Linked DNA regions of Homo sapiens: all the other regions are linked to region 1. The links are chromatin contacts, found by Hi-C or POLR2A ChIA-PET in ENCODE. All regions are on one chromosome and are shown on one strand. Each heading gives the region's core, a stretch centred on a gene start or an enhancer-like site at or near the end of the contact. The rest is flanking DNA. Distances are from core to core; before and after follow the strand shown.

What was found. Hi-C counts contacts between places; a loop is a spot of excess contacts on that map. ChIA-PET counts read pairs that join two places held with the same protein, here RNA polymerase II (POLR2A). Pooled maps may share reads with other maps.
Region 2: a loop to region 1 is called in a map of CD4-positive, alpha-beta memory T cell, with 18 times the contacts of the local background. The contact joins the promoter of ARHGAP26 here to the promoter of LARS1 in region 1. A Hi-C loop is called at or near these places in 2 of 168 maps with a recorded cell type or tissue (CD4-positive, alpha-beta memory T cell and naive thymus-derived CD4-positive, alpha-beta T cell) and 6 of 50 pooled maps.
Region 3: a loop to region 1 is called in a map with no recorded cell type, with 4 times the contacts of the local background. The contact joins the enhancer-like site here to the promoter of LARS1 in region 1. A Hi-C loop is called at or near these places in 1 of 37 single-sample maps with no recorded cell type. POLR2A ChIA-PET finds 5 or more read pairs at or near these places in 1 of 52 experiments (activated naive CD4-positive, alpha-beta T cell).
Region 4: POLR2A ChIA-PET joins it to region 1 with 10 read pairs in T-cell. The contact joins the enhancer-like site here to the promoter of LARS1 in region 1. POLR2A ChIA-PET finds 5 or more read pairs at or near these places in 2 of 52 experiments (T-cell and activated CD4-positive, alpha-beta T cell).
Region 5: a loop to region 1 is called in a map with no recorded cell type, with 22 times the contacts of the local background. The contact joins the promoter of GRPEL2 here to the promoter of LARS1 in region 1. A Hi-C loop is called at or near these places in 1 of 37 single-sample maps with no recorded cell type and 7 of 50 pooled maps. POLR2A ChIA-PET finds 5 or more read pairs at or near these places in 1 of 52 experiments (Panc1).

The regions. Positions count from the first base shown.
Region 1 is chr5:146,181,218-146,184,354 of GRCh38, forward strand. LARS1 (leucyl-tRNA synthetase 1) reads right to left here and starts at 1,433. Exons shown (of 32, transcript NM_020117.11): 1 at 1,271-1,433. The coding sequence starts at 1,276. RefSeq lists enhancers at 957-1,116, 2,025-2,871.
Region 2 is chr5:142,768,749-142,771,885 of GRCh38, forward strand. It overlaps ARHGAP26 (Rho GTPase activating protein 26), which reads left to right and starts at 1,629. Exons shown (of 23, transcript NM_001135608.3): 1 at 1,629-2,167. The coding sequence starts at 2,014. RefSeq lists silencers at 1,433-1,842, 1,853-1,972 and an enhancer at 2,268-3,103.
Region 3 is chr5:142,797,140-142,800,276 of GRCh38, forward strand. The region is part of intron 1 of ARHGAP26 (Rho GTPase activating protein 26); the gene reads left to right. Among named protein-coding and RNA genes, the nearest start is that of ARHGAP26, 28 kb to the left of the region's middle. RefSeq lists an enhancer at 287-788. Within about 2 kb of position 1,477, at least 9 of the 41 ENCODE cell types and tissues checked have a DNase peak (open chromatin) inside an H3K27ac peak, as active enhancers do.
Region 4 is chr5:142,838,340-142,841,476 of GRCh38, forward strand. The region is part of intron 1 of ARHGAP26 (Rho GTPase activating protein 26); the gene reads left to right. Among named protein-coding and RNA genes, the nearest start is that of ARHGAP26-AS1, 29 kb to the right of the region's middle. Within about 2 kb of position 1,477, at least 11 of the 41 ENCODE cell types and tissues checked have a DNase peak (open chromatin) inside an H3K27ac peak, as active enhancers do.
Region 5 is chr5:149,343,612-149,346,748 of GRCh38, forward strand. GRPEL2 (GrpE like 2, mitochondrial) reads left to right here and starts at 1,888. Exons shown (of 4, transcript NM_152407.4): 1 at 1,888-2,005. The coding sequence starts at 1,929. It overlaps AFAP1L1 (actin filament associated protein 1 like 1), which reads left to right. Exons shown (of 19, transcript NM_152406.4): 19 at 1-26. RefSeq lists enhancers at 1,571-2,196, 2,197-2,820.

The DNA of each region.
Region 1 (3,137 bases), core at 183-2,682:
TGGCGCGCGCCTGTAGTCCCAGCTACTCGGGAAGTTGAGGCAGGGGAACCGCTTGAACCTGGGAGGAGGAGGTTGCAGTGAGCCGAGATCGCGCCGCTGCACTCCAGCCTGGCGACAGGGCAAGGCTCCGTCTCAAGAAAAAAACAAACAAACAAACAAAAAACAAAAAAAAATAAAACCAGGCGGGATGGCTCATGCCTGTAGTCCCAGCACTTTCGGAGGCTGAGACAGAAGGATCGCTTGACCCCAGGAGTTCGAAACCCTGTCTCTACTAAAAATACAAAAAATTAGCAGGGTGTAATGGAGCACGCTTGCAGTACCAGCTGTGGGGAGGCTGAGGTGTGAGGATCGCTTGAGCCCTAAGGTCCAGGCTGCAGTGAGCCATGATCACGCCACTGCATTCCAGTCTGGGTCACAGAGTGAGAACATCTCCCAAATTTAAAAAAATTTTTAAAAATTGCAACTGTACTACCCCACCGTACACTCCCTAGCACCCCTTCCTGCTCTATTTTTTCCCCACAGCATTTATCAGCACCTGACACAATATTTTACAATGTATTTTACCCACACACATAAACACTATGAAAAGAGAGATTTTTGTCTGTTTTACGGAGAGGCGCTCAATTTTTTCTTTTTTTTTTTTTTTTTTTTTTTTTTTTTTTGCTGTAAGTAGGAATCAACTTACATACTCCTCTCTCCACCTCGGCTTTATTTGTTTGTTTATTTATTTATTTTATTTTTAAGACGGAGTCTCACTCTGTCGCCCAGGCTGGAGTGCAGTGGCGCGATCCTGGCTCACAGCAGCCTCCCTCTCCCGGGTTCAAGCAATTCTCCTGCCTCAGCCTCCCGAGTAGCTGGGTTAACAGGCGCGCACCACTACGCCCGGCTAATTTATGTATTTTTGGTAGAAACGGGGTCTCACCATGTTGGCCAGGGTGGTCTCGAACTCCTGACCTCAAATGATCCACCCGCCTCGGCCTCCCAAAGTGCTGGGATTACAGCCGTGGGCCACCGTGCCCGGCTCTCCACCTCGATTTTAGAAACTCCAGAGAAATAACAAATATGATATCCAAGTACTCCGTAAAGTTAACAGACATCAGTTCGTGGTTCATAAACTAGCAAGAAAAAGCAAAGTCTCTACGAAAGGCACGCCTTAAGCGTGGCTCTCTTTTAGAAAAGGACTTTCCCTTCAGGACAGCACATGGAGAGCCCCTAGAGACTGGCCAGTCCGGCTCCAGGGCCCCTGCGGATTCTTCTCGCTCAAACTCACCGCCATTGCACCGCCCAGCCGACTGTGCAAATCCACGACAATGACCCTGGCGACCTCCACAAAGGAGTGGTTACCTTTCCCCTCCCTCTCGGGGATGCCAGGCCTCCCACGAAACTAAAGCACACGCTTCACACCTGCTGAGGCAATCATCCGGCTCCTTACTAACTACAGCCAAGGCATCTCACAGCCCGCCGGGAATTGTAGTTCCCAGACCACCCGAGCAGACACCCAGCAGGCGCTAACTGACTACAATTCCCAGAGAAAAACGGGTTATCGGAAGTCTACCCGATAGGCCCACTCAGAGGGGAACCGGCAGTGACGTCACTGGCATGTTGAACTACAAAGTCCATGATGCAGTGCGGGATCGCAGAATGCCGCGAGTGCGCCCTGGTTAGGTTGGAGTCCCTTGGCCATCAACCTTTTCACCCGGTAGAGCTGGTTGCCTGTCGGGATGCCAGGATACGCAGTTAATTACTATACGGTGACTGAGGTGCTACTTATGGCTTGCCACTATGCACAGATATTTTTTACTGTCAGTGGCATTCAACAGCCCAGCATTTAGACATTGTATAACCGCGTATTGACAATCTCCTTTTTTTTTTTTGAGACGCAGTATCGCTCTGTCGCCCAGGCTGGAGTGCAGTGGCGCGATCTTGGCTCAGTGCAACCTCGGCCTGCCGGATTCAAGCAATTCTCCTGCCTCAGGCTCCCGAGGAGCTGGGACTATGGGCGCGCGCCACCACACCGACTAATTTTTTGTATTTTTGGTAGAGACTGGGTTTCACCTTGTTAGCCAGGATGATCCCGATTTCCTGACCTCGTGATCTGCCTCCCTCGGCCTCCCAAAGTGCTAGGATTACAGGCGTGAGCTACCGTACCTAGCCAACAATCTCCTTTTTTTTTTTTTTTTTTTTTTTTTTTTTTGAGAGGGAGTTTCGTTCTGTCTCCAGGCTGGAGTGCAGTGGCGCGGTTTCGGCTCACTGCAACCTCCGCCTCCCGGGTTCAAGCGATTCTTCTGCCCCAGCCTCCTTAGTAGCTGGGACTACAGGCGCGCGCCACCGCGCCCAGCTAATTTTTGTATTTTCAGTAGAAACGGGGTTTCACCATATTGGCCAGGATGGTCTCGATCTCCTGAACTCGTGATCCGCCCGCCCCAGCCTCCCAAAGTGATGGGATTACAGGCGTGAGCCACCGTGCCCGGCCAACAATCTCCATTTTTAAGCAAGAGACTGAAAGCCTACCTGGTCCCATTGCCTGACTCAGACTATTTAGACCACTACCAAACAGGGCCAGGGGCGGTGGCCATAATCCCATTATTTTGGGATGCCGAGGTGGGCGGATGACCTGAGGTCAGGAGTTTGAGACCAGCCTGGCCAACATGGTGAAACCCCGTCTCTACTAAAAATACGAAAATTAGCTGGGTATGGTGGCGTGCACCTGTAGTCCCGGCTACTCGGGAGGCTGAGGCAGGAAAATTGCTTGAACCCAGGAGGCAGAGGGTGCACTGAGTCGAGATCGCACCACTGCACTCTATCTTGGGCGGCAGAGCGAGACTTCATCTCAAGGGAAAAAAAAAGACTGGTCGGGTACGGTGTCTCACACCTGTAATCCCAGCACTTTGGGAGGCCGAGGCAGGTGGATCACGAGGTCAGAGGTTCGAGACCAGGCTGGCCAAGATGGTGAAACCCCGTCTCTACTAAAAATACAAAAATTAGCCAGGCGTGGTGTCACGCGCCTGTAATACCAGCTGCTGGGAAGCTGAGACAGGAGAATCACTTGAACCCGGGAGGTGGAAATTGCAGTAAGCCAAGATGGCAGCACTGCACTCCAGCCTGGGCGACAGAGCAAGACTCCGTCTCAAAAACAA
Region 2 (3,137 bases), core at 379-2,878, 3.4 Mb before region 1:
AAGTGAAGAACAATTGTTTTTGGGTTGTAATTATCTATCAGATAGCTGTCTGGACCTGCTATCAAGTCTAAATTTGTAGATACACCTATCAAAGAGATCACATTCACTTATTTATACATTTACTTATTTATTTTACAATTTTTTGTAGAGATGGGGGGGGTCTCGCTGTGTTGCCCAAGATGGTCTTGAACTCTTGACCCCAAGCAATCCTCTCACCTGGCCTCCAAAAGTTATGGATTACAGGTGTGAGCCACCATGCTCCATTTATGAATTTAATACATTAATTGCTTTCTTAATATAGATGGGACACCTCTGACCCCTCCTGAGTGAAAAATCCATGTTCCCAAGCACCCAGGCCTTCTATCCTATCACAAGGCATGGTTATCGCTTGTTTGCTTCCATCTCACCTAATACCACCAGCAGCTAAATTCATTCTGTTATTCATCTTTGTATTCTTACCATCTAGGCTAGTGCCTGCACATAGCAGACCTATTTAAAAAACAAACCAACCCAAACAAACATGAAGCCCCCACGTAGCTGAAGGAGGGCTGCTGGTTCCTAGACATAGAGATAATTTATTCAAGGACAGTCCCTATCCTCCAGGAGTTAACAATTCAGCACTAGACACCCTGTGGGACCCAGCCTGACAAGTGCAACGAGTGAGATGCCAGAATTGAGTCCTGCGGTCGAACAGAGGGACTACAGGGCAACGCACTGGGCGTGGGAGGTGGAGATGGCTCTGGGAAAGGATCCATTCATTTATTCTACATTTATCAATCACCGTAGCACACACAGCACATAGTAAGTGCTCAATATCTGTTATTAAATGCCAGCCACTGTGCTAGGTGCCAGGATGCAACAGCGGACAAGAAAATTGCAGGGGCACTTGCCCTCGTGGGGCTTACCGTGTAGCGAAGGATGACAGGCAGTAGACTGTCATCTTATTATGTAAAATTGTGCTAGATGCAGAGCAGGAAAATAACAGGCGGCTGAAATTCTAGTAATGATGTGAGCTCCTTCGGCTGAGGGGAACCGTGGGCGGGTTCTGAGCAGGAGTGGCCGTGAGGGGGACGGACCGTAGGGGGCGGGAAGACTGCAGGCAAGAGCTGGTAATTTTAAGATGCAAATAACATTTTTCTGCCTGACTGGAAGAGGAGCGTTTGGTCGCTCGGGATTCTCCCGGAGCAGGGGGCTGTATTTTGAGTGTAAAATCGGTTGCCCCGCAGTGCAGGGCAGGCGGTGGTGAACTGCAGCCCTAGTCCCCAGGTTTTTCATGCTTGGCACATCGAGGCTCTTCGGCCCCCAGGACCAGCAGACTCGCCATGCGTGGCTCGGATTCGGGCTGGAGCAGGCGGGCAAGGTAGCGGGGGCGGGTGCACAGCAACGCTCACCCCTAGGTTTCGGGGTCTGCAACGCTGGGAGGGCAAGAGGAGGCGGAGTTTGCGCTGCGGACCTAGGCGTTGGCGAGGGCCACGCCCCCAGCCGCAGACCCTGCCTCCAGGCCCCTTTGATTGGATCAAGACCGCGGAAGGGCCGGGCGTCCTCGGGCGGCCTGAGGGTCGGGCAGGGGAGGGTGCGCTGATTGGCCCGGCGGGGATTAAGTCATCGCTAGCAGGTTCGAGCGGCCCAGACACCGGCGGGGCGGCCGAGGCTGCTGTGAGAGGGCGCTCGAGGCTGCCGAGAGCTAGCTAGCGAAGGAGGCGGGGAGGCGGCGTCTGCACTCGCTCGCCCGCTCGCTCGCTTCCCGGCGCCGCTGCGGGTCCGCGCTGCGTTTCCTGCTCGCGATCCGCTCCGTTGCCCGCGCCCGGAACAGCAGCACCTCGGCCGGGTCCGAGCTCGGTTCGGGAGTCTTGCGCGCCGGCGGACACCGCGCGCGGAGTGAGCCAGCGCCACACCTGTGGAGCCGGCGGCCGTCGGGGGAGCCGGCCGGGGTCCCGCCGCGTGAGTGCTCTGGGCGGCGGGCGGCCCGGGCCCCGGCGGAGGCGCGCCCCCCGGCTGGGCGCCGCGCGCACCATGGGGCTCCCAGCGCTCGAGTTCAGCGACTGCTGCCTCGATAGTCCGCACTTCCGAGAGACGCTCAAGTCGCACGAAGCAGAGCTGGACAAGACCAACAAATTCATCAAGGAGCTCATCAAGGACGGGAAGTCACTCATAAGCGCGCTCAAGAGTGAGTGTCCCGAGCCCCTCGGGGACGCGGCTCCGGGGCGGGAGGAACTGGGAGGTGGCGCTTAGCCCGGGTTGCCCGCGCGTCTGCCGGGTTTCTGCTCCCGGTACACTGGGGGACGGGTGTCGACGCCTCCGAGGCAGGAAGGATACGTAAAGCGGGCGAACCAGCAACCATCAGATGAAGAGAGAGACCCGTCGCTCCGCCTTTTGCGTTCAGGGATGGTCGGGAGGTGACCCAGCGCGGGTGGTGCTCTGGGGCAGCGCGGGTGGGCGTGGGCGTGCGCGGCACGCAGGTGTCCCAGCAGTGGGGCCAGAGTGCCGAGCGCGCCGCAGCCAGCGGGCAGATCCCATCGTGTCCACAGCTCCAGCTCCCTTAGGGGCAGAGTTGCTCAGCCTTGAGTGCCCAACCGTGAGAATGGAGCGTGCCCTGCCGAGGGGGCGCTGCCTCCCCTTGGGAAAAGGTGGGTTGTGACTGCTTCGCTCCCTGTACGCAGCTCCAGCCTAGTCAGGCCGCCGGGTTCCCTGGGTGGAATGCTTGGTTAGCTTGCGATTCCTTGGAGTATTGGCAGCCAGTAATCTCTAAATCTGGAATCAGTACGTGCGCAGGTTCTGATTCTTGTGTTTAGCAGAAGGTGATAGGGGTGGGAGTAGAGAATCAGAGTGTTCCTTTACTCTAAACTGTGGGCGAGGGTTTAAAAATAGAATGTACATATCCCAACTCTCTCCCTCTCCTGCTCCCAAGCTCTCCTTTTTACCTCTTCCGTTATCCTTGTAAAGGTCTGAGAAGGAATATCCATAATTCTCAGAAAGAAGTTCAAACGTATTTCAAAGATTCTTGGACCTTTTGTAAAACCATTTTTGCGTTTTTTCCTTTTGGTACAAGGGGAGAGATGCAATTTTGCATTCTGCTTCACTTTTGCAGAGCCAGAGAGTTTCTTTTTCTGGCCAAATAAGCGTGCTCTAGGGATGAG
Region 3 (3,137 bases), core at 227-2,726, 3.4 Mb before region 1:
GTGAACTAAATAGCCCGGATATACCTCTAAGAGCATTGTATCATTTCTCTGATCCCTAAAACATCCTTTGGGAGATAAATGCTAGGGTTCCTGTTTTGTAAATGGGGAAAAGCTAGGACACTTAATGATTAAAGGACTGATTTTCAGCATCATAGGAAAGCAGTTGATTGAGCCAGTGTTTTTATAATTAGATAGAATTGTGATCTGTGGGATTGATGAATGTTGCAAGTAGTTTTGTTCATTTTTCAAGTGGGCAACAAGATGAATATTTGAGTGTTGAGAAGCTGTCCCTCAAAGGTGACTGACTCAAGGATTTGTCAGGAAGCTTTGGCAGAGACTTGGATTCTGCTTAGGAGATAAGTGATGCTTTTGGGGGTGGTCACAGGGTGATTTTTTGTATCATAGCTGTCTGTGCTCACCCTACGTGGTTGCTTTTGTTGTGTTGACTTGGCAAGATCAAAGAACAGGTGGATGCTGATTTCCCCTTCTGGCTAGTTTAGGAATTGAGAGTTCTCTCACAGCAACCCTCGTCTGTGATTCCATTCTATTTAAACCTTAAGGCAGGTATTTCGGTTTTGCAGCTTCATTGACAAACTGTTTAAAGCTGAGTTTGAAAAGGCAAGTCTTTGGTGGTATGATTGATAATCTCCAAAGACCAGTTGCCACTCTGTTGGGGGAGTGCTTTTCAAACTTTAATGTGCATCCAGATTGCCTGGGGACCTTGTTAAAATGCAGGTTCTGAGGTGGGGCTTGACATTCTGCATTTCTTACAAGCTCCAGTTGATGTTCATGCTGCTGAGTTGCCTGTGCTAGACCAAGTTTCCCTTTACCTGACCCTTCTTCTTTTCCGCTATGTCCCAGCCTTTCTCTTTCTTGATGTCTTGGACAGTGGTCCCCATTTAGGGGCTACTAGCATTTGCCAGGTGGACTCATTGATTAGCTTGCGGCTACCACTATAGCCAGGGTGGTCTTTTCAAAATGAAAATCTGATCACATATGCCACTTCAGTGCTTAAAACCCTTTAGTTGTCTCCCATTGCTCTTAAAATGACCCCCTTATTGTGGTCTGTCTTCCTTTGCCTCTCCACTCTCATCTTACACCATCTCTGCATCTTCCGGCAACAGGACCCTTTTTCTGCTCCCTTTGATGCTCATGTGCCTCCTCTATCACAAGGCTGTGGTACATGCAGTGCCCTCTGATGCAGCATTCCTCCGCTTCCCTTCACCTCTTCCTCCTTTTATGTCTCAGCTCAAATGCCACTGCCTCTGGAAGCCACCTGGTTTCCCAGTCTAGTGACCTTCTGTCATTGGTAGGCTTCTTTGGTGTATAGCTGGGACCAGCATCAGAGAAACAGGCTTGGTTGGGGCATGGTGGGATATTGTGCTCTGACTGTGCTCTCAAATGGAGTATTGTGTAGCATTTTAGGAAGTTGTAGATTGCCTAAGAGCTGTCTTTCAAAAGCCACTCTGCCTGGAAGGGTGGTGATGGTGCAAGTACACTTTGTGGTATGTAGCGAGAAGAGGAAGAGCAAAGAGTTTCCGCCCAGGACCTATCATGCCATCTAAAGCTGGGTTTGTGTCTATGTATGCACTTGGTGAACAGTTATATATCCCTCCCCTCTTCCCCATGCTTCTCCTTTTTCTACTGGTCTTGTCATTTTATAAATGCAGGAACTATATACCCTCAGGGAAGGAATTGACTAGTTCAGGGCTGTGGGATATATGGCTGACCTGAGAAAAGAATGCAGCTCTCATTGCAGCATGGAGCCCCTTCATCCACCAGGCCAAGCTGGTCTGGCATTTGAGTGGTAACCTTGAAGGCCCAGTAGCTGCCTGGCAGCTTTCCTGGGCATGGAAACAGCCCTGTTTAGGTGATGCTGTTCCTTCCCAATCTGGTATACCTCGAAGAGATAATGTGTTCCACATTAAACCTAACAGACATCGCTAATTTGGTCACCTTTTCTGCTTTTACTCTTACTGTAAGAGTAAAGTAATGCTGCAGGTATTCACTCTTATAGCGGTGAATGGTATTAGGAGTAACAACTGTGGTGGGTTTTTTTTTTGGAGGCATATTGTAATGTATCTTTATTTTCTTTAGAGATATGTGTTTCTGCATTTTGGTTCTTTCTTACATTCGTTACAACTCAGACTATAAGATCCCCTTAGATGCTAAGCTCCAGAAGGATAGGGTTCATGGCTATATCCTGAGTAGTTTGCGTGGTGCCTGGCACACAGTAGCCATTCTACAAATGCTTGTCAAGACGAATGTCTTAATTTGTAATATGGTGAGAAGTTTACCCTCCATCTTTCAACAGTCCCAAGAGTGGATGCTTTGAGGCTGAGAGTATTTGTACCTGTGAATTCCTCAGCAGGATTTATTCCTTGAGCTGTAGGAATGACATGTACCTTAGTTCGTTTTGTGCTGCTCTAACAGAATACCACAGATTGGGTAACTTATAACCAACAGAAATTTATTGGCTCAAAATTCTGGAGGCTGGGAAGTCCAAGATTGAGGGCCCAGCATCTGGTGAGGAGGGGTCTGCTTTCTGTGTCATCCCATGTTGGAAGGGCAAAGAGAGGATGAGAGAGGCAAAAGGGAGCAAACCCATCTGTTTATAAGGAACCCATTCCTGTGATAATAAACTCACTCCCATGATTACAGCATTGATTCATTCATGAGGGCGGAGCCCCCATGGCCTCATCACCTCTTAAAGGTCCCCACCTCTTTGTACTGTTAGAGTGGCAACTACATTTCAAACATGAGTTTTGGAAGGGACATTAAAACTGTAGCAAAATGTAATTGACTTCACAGCTGCTTATTCACATGCTTGAGTCACTGGCCTGATGTAGTGGGACACACAGTGTTAAACGAACACTTTTGACTCATTGGTACAAATTTAAGTTGGTACCTTCTTATCCTTGAATGCAGGCTCTGAGAGAGCCATACTTCCCATTGTCTGGCACAATGATCTAGAAAGAAATACCTGCGTAATAAGTAACTATAAAAAATCCAGACTAAGTTTCTAATGATGAATAAAATTTGCACTACCTGAAAGGCTTAAAGATTGAGCCTTTAAAGGGGAACTAGGGAGGGCTCTAGAGACATGCAGCTTATTCGCTTCTGTTCTTTAGTGACTC
Region 4 (3,137 bases), core at 227-2,726, 3.3 Mb before region 1:
TTTTGCATTTTTCTTCCTCCTTATAGCCAAGCTTTCATTGTTCTTACCTTTTGATTGAACAGAGAAATACAAAGGAAGTTAATTTTATAATGAGATGGCCAAAGGCATAATGATATACTAATGCAGGTATGAGGTCAGGTAAACCTGGGATAGAATCTAGGTTTAGCCACGCTTATTGGCTGTGTCACCTCAGACAGGTTGTTGAACTTCTCTGAGTTTTGCTTTTATCATCTTGGACAATAATGCCTACATTTCAAGATGGTTGTGACCATTAAAAATAATTAAATGAATTCGTAAGCATCTTGGAGTGTCCTGTATATAGTGGGGCTTATATATTATTGTTCTTATTTTGTTTGCTACAAATGCACAGAACAAGCTGGTTTGAGGCACTTGTGTCTAGTAGTCATGTTGTGGGATCAACTTTGGAAAAAGAGACAGCTTTGGAATTATCTAGTCTGAAATTTTCATTATACAGACAAGGAAACAGACTCAGAAAAGTTAAGTGACCACGTCAAAGCTGTAGAACTGGATAGGGACAAAGCTGAGACTAGAACTCGTACCACTGACTCTTAGCTTATGGTCTTTTTATGCCATCATGACTTATTTGGTCTAGATATGTATACCAGCATCTCTAGGGCAAGATTTACTAAAATCACCTGGGAAGTAGTAGTGTTGATGTGGTTAAAAAAAGTACCTTCCTGGACTCCGTCCTAGATTAATGACTCAAATCTCTGGAGTATAACCAGGGATCTGCATTTTAACAAACATTTCAGACGATTCTTATGTATTTTATAAGTTTACATTTATTTTGTGATGTAATACAAAATACATTTACAAAGTGAGTTTGAGATGAGTCGTTTGAGTTTACTGGGTTTGAGTCTCTGTTCTTATGCTGTAATTAAGATTTGATTTTCACAGAGTTATCTGAGCACCTTCAGACACTTAAAGAGTGCCTGGCACATAGCAAGCACTTTACAAGTGTTAGTTATAATAACCCCATTTAATTGTTATAACAATCCTTTGAAGGTTTTTTTTTTTATTTCTTTTACAGATATAGGAAGCTAATGTACAGAGCGGTCATATAACTTGCCCAAGGTCATCCAGCTAACAGTTGACAGAGACGATACTTGAACTTCTGTGTGTCTGATGCTGAAACCCATGTGGGATAGTAGATTTTTTTCAATAAATATTGAAAGTTAAAGGATTTTTCTCATTAAAAGAATACCCCTCTGGGTTTGGTTGATATTAGTCTGTTGAGGTAGACCAAAGAGAGACCTCATATAGGTAAAATAATCCCTATTCTGGTTTTCAAAACCAAAAAAGTTCTGGAATGAGGCTTTCCTGAGAGTGAGAAAGCTGGCAAAAACAATTTGTTCGAAAGGGAAAGTTTTTATTTTCATTCTCTGTGCAAATGAAATGGATGGTTAAGGGAGAAAGTGGCAGCTGGCCGAAGAGCTTGACTCAGCTTCTTCAAGTCCAAAGAGCTCAGAGACTGGAGACCTTGGGGAAATTTTGTGTGCTGTCCAGTTTTGTGTTGCGACAGAGAGAGAGAGAGGAGGGGAGGGGAGGGGAGGGGAGGGGAGAGAGAGACTGAGCTAGCCTCTGGAGTTATGCGTATTATTTTCCCCATGTTCTTTTGGTTGAGGCAGTTGCAGTGGTCCAGCTAGGTTCAAGGGAATATAGACCCCACTGCCTGGTGGAGGAGTGCCTGTGTCTCATTAGTCATTAAGAAGAATATGTGGGATGGGATGTATGGGTGTGGCTATCTTTGAGATATAGAATCTGCCACACGTTTTGACTCTACTGTTGCTAAATAGGTTCATTCAAGGACTGGGTAGTTTTTGAGGTCCTTTATCCTCATAGTCAGTGTGATTTATGGATTTGCCGTTGTTAAAAAGGCTAAACTTAAACAGTTTTTGGGTGGAACCTGAACTGTGTTTATTCAGAACTATGTAAATATATGATGGGGAGTGTCTGGCAAAGCCTTACCTCATCATGGAGGAATAATACATTGGTTATTTTTTTCTTTTAGTAGGAAATAAATCCTTAGTCTTTGTCCAGAATCTTAGGCAGTACATAATCACTGTTTTTGTTGTTGTTGTTGTTTTTTGACTATTGTTAAATAGGGCCTAAAATGTCTTAGGGGTTTGTGAACAAGACAGCCAAGGTTCTACTCTTATGAACCTTCAAGTCATGTGGAAAAGACAGACAGTAAACAAGAAAATGTTTAAGAGTTGTGCTTCTAAGGTTCCTAGGTAAATGAATGGGGAGGGCCCATGGCAAGTGGTAGTTGTCATCGTCTTATTTGAGCCTAGTTGGTCAGTAGAGGCATCAGAAAAGCCATGTGAGGAGTTTCACTTAGCCTCTTCTCTGAGGTCCTGGTGTGTGTACTCCACCCAGAAGCTGAGATGAAATTGTCAGGGAACAAACATGGACTTGTTCACAGAATCCTAGAATAAAAGCTAGATTAAGCAACCCTTCCATATCTACTCTGCCAGTTCTTTTTCTTGCCTTCCTCCTCCAAAGAAAGGTTCAGTAGCGGTAATGTAAGAACATAAAAGGAAGTAGTACTTTCACACAGCAGACAGTAAACACATGGAATTTATGTGTTTTCCTTGAGATGGAAAGTGTGAAAAGATGGAGATTTCATAAGTTCATGAAAACTGGATCTATAACAGGTTATTTAGGGAAATTAGTAATATTATGATCTATGTCTCACCATTTAAGGATATCCAGGGACCTCTGCTTGATTTCCTTTCCTCATCTTACCCCACCCATACAATAAAGATTAATTGCCTGGCTTCTTTGTATCAGCCTCGGGGGTCTGGGGATAAAACAGCATTCAGGCTTCCTACCTTCATGTAGGCAGACAAAGAAGAAAGCAATGAGACACAAATCACTGTAAGTCATCAACTAGGAAAGAAACAAATCCTGGGTGATAGGGAAAGACTAATGTCAGATGAAGTGTCAAGATCTGTCCCTGAGGAGGTGGCCACAGGTTTCAAGTCTCACGGTGCTAAGCCCAACACCTAGACTGGAAGATATATTAGGACAAATCCAGGACATCATTGCCGTTACGTTTACGGTGTAATTAAGGAAAGATTGGGTGGGAGCTGAGGATGCAGCGGTTCCTGCAG
Region 5 (3,137 bases), core at 638-3,137, 3.2 Mb after region 1:
AGAAATAAAATACTAAGAAACTAAAAGGGTGCTGGACACAGTTACTTTACAGTGGTTAGGAAGGTCTCTCTCTGTTCTTCCAGGACAGAATATAGCCCCATCTTGCCTGGGCTACTGCAACATATTGCCTTCCCTACCTCTTTTCTTACACCTTGCAATCTGCTTCACACAGCAGTCAAAGTGACTCTTTAAACATGAAAGCCTTTGTCACATGTTCCCTGTCAATCTAAAATAATTTAAAAGGTCAGAATCTAGTTTAAAGAGAGTTTATTCAAGCACAAAGGTTGAGGATGGCCTGCCCAGGAAGCACAGAATGGAAAAATATGTCTGTCTTAAAAAAGATGGAAGTCAGTGTTCCAAAGTGTGAAAGGTTGGGTTCAGTGAGGTTTAACAGAATTTCAACATCTTTCTATGCAAGGCTTAATGCACAGTTACAATGATCTGAGTAGTTAAGGTGGTCTTTTTCCTTCAAGAAAGGTACATTTAACATCACATCCTGCAGATGTAACTGTCATGGGGTCAGTTCAGTTCAGGGCACCATCTAGTCTGAGTTAGGTGCAGGACAATAAAGGAGGCTGTCTATTACAAACATCAGTAATTGAGAGGGAAGAAATCTGGTCTCTGCTCTTTCCTAGTCATTACAGAACAAGAACAATGAGGAAGAGAATTAAGCTATAATTCTAAGAAGCAGAACTACAAAACATGCTACATGGACTCAGACCACAGCCACATCTCTCTCAAAGCTTCAAGTATTTGGGAGGTTCCAACAGCTTTTAGGTTTTATTTATTTTCACATTCCATTGCAATCAGAATCAGACTAAATTGCATTCAGCAAAAAAGTTTTTTGAAGCCGGGGGCGGTGGCTCATGCCTGTAATCCCAGCACTTTGGAAGGCTGAGGAAGGCAGATCACCTGAGGTCAGGAGTTCAAGCCCAGCCTAACCAACATGGTGAAACCCTGTCTCTACTAAAAATACAAAAATTAGCCGGGTGTAGTGGGCGCCTGTAATCCCAGCTACTGAGGAGGCTGAGGCAGGAGAATCACTTGAACCTGGGAGGCAGAGGTTGCAGTGAGCCGAGATCGTGCCACTGCACTCCAGCCTGGGTGACAGAGTGAGACTCCATCTCAAAAAAAATAATTTTGAACACCTACATTAGGGCACTGCTCAATGGGAATGAATAGACAATATCTCTGCCTTAAAAGAGCTTATATTTTAGTGAGAGGAAATGAGAAAATACACACTATTTAAAAAAACAATTCAGTCGATAAGAAGGGCATTAGAGAAAAAGACTGGGAGGAGTGATGGGCAATGGTTCAGGCTGCGATGTTTTAAACCGCTCACGTGATCTAGCCCTTCCTAACCACCAGTCCTGTTGCCCTCCCGCCTCAGTATATTTCAGTCCCTTACATGCAATACTCTTCTCTCTTTATTAGGCTTCTGCAGATGTTTCCCTCTGCCTGAACCCTTTCTTCAGCTCAGCTCAAATACCCCCTTCCTCTGGGAAAACTTTCCACAAGGCTAGATTTCTATTCTAGGCTTCCGCGACACCTGCCCCTCACCTTCAAACACCGCTCATATTCTGACTTTACATCCCGCTTGTATCTGTTTATCGCTCATAATATCAAGTAAGCTCCATGCGGGCACAGCTATGATCTGCTTTCTTTGCTGCCGACCCTGCGCCCAGCACGGAGACTGTAGTTACTACTAGGACCTCGCCTACCCGCGGAACACACTGAGAGCCGGAAGTGTTGCCTTAGCTCCGGACGACCGGATGGGGAACGGCGCGGCCCATCGGGCAACCGGAAGCATAGCGTTCCTGTCCGGAAGTCCTGAGAGGGAAACGCCCGCAAAGGCTGGTTTTTAAGCGGGAGCATCTCTTCACTCGCAGCAAGTGCGCGTGCGCTGCCTCTCAGCCCAAATTGGAAACATGGCCGTACGGTCGCTGTGGGCGGGCCGGCTGCGGGTGCAGCGCCTACTGGCCTGGAGTGCCGCGTGGGAGAGCAAGTAAGCATTGCAGGCGGGGAGTCGGGAGCGTGAGGACTCTGAGGGGCTAGCGAGCCAGCCGGGGTGGTTGTGGGCTGGAAGGCGAGAGCTATCTGAGCGTAGGCCAGGGGACCAAGCTTCTCGGCCTCTACGACCGTGCACTCACGGCCCCATTTTACAGACGGGGAAACTGAGGCCATCAGCCGTGCCTCTTTCTTAGGCCGAGGAAGGTAAGGAGATCCGAGGTCATGCATGGCCTGGAAGGTGAGAAGTCTCTTAAGCCCCCAAGGGAGGGATGTACCACTCTCCCGGCCTCTTCTCCCAGCCTGTGGTACCTGTGGGTAAATTTGGGTTCTCTCCCCTCACTCCGTGTGACCTAAGGCCAGTCCTTTCTCCGTTATCCGGGCACTGTTGTACCTGTCAGTAAAAGGAGGCCGCTGAACTTGTTTCTCCAAACGGCCATTGCATCAGCCTTCGGAAGACAAGTTCCATCGGCAGCTTTTATTGGTCGCTTACGAGGCCGACTGCAGAATTATGGGTGGTTCTTTTTATTATTACCCATTTAGTAGTTAAGGAAAGTGAGGTTTAGAAAAGTTGAGTAACTTCCAAACTTAAATATTTGGGAAGTGGTGGAACCCGGGCTGGAAACCAGTCAGGGCGTTGGAATCGGCGCTCTTATTTAATGAGCGATGTTAATTAATTTTCTCAGAGACTGTTGCCCCTACACTGTTTCTTCCTGGGATAGAGAATAAAAATAGTTGAGTACGAGGTAGGGTTGGACCTCTGAATAGTAAAGTAAGCTACGGGAGAATCTGGTAAATGTGCTTAACTACATATGTCACCCTTTTTACCTTAACACACCTGACCCAACATCCTACCCTAGCACCTAAGTGAGAGGTTGCATTCAGGGTTTCGGGACTTGGTTTTGCTTACCGTTCTCAAGTCTTTTTGGCAGCTTGTTGGTGATGTAAGGAAATGACCAGAAGAAAAATGGTTCCTTCTGGTAAGCTGTCTCCCTACTCCAGTTCTGAAGCAGTAGGAATTGAGATTGGCCACAACTCCCCAACCCTATTTCTTGGTCTAAGCTTTGGCCATTTTCCCTTTGAACTGGCCCTGAGAATTTTTTTTTTTTTTTTTTTTTTTTTTTTTTTTT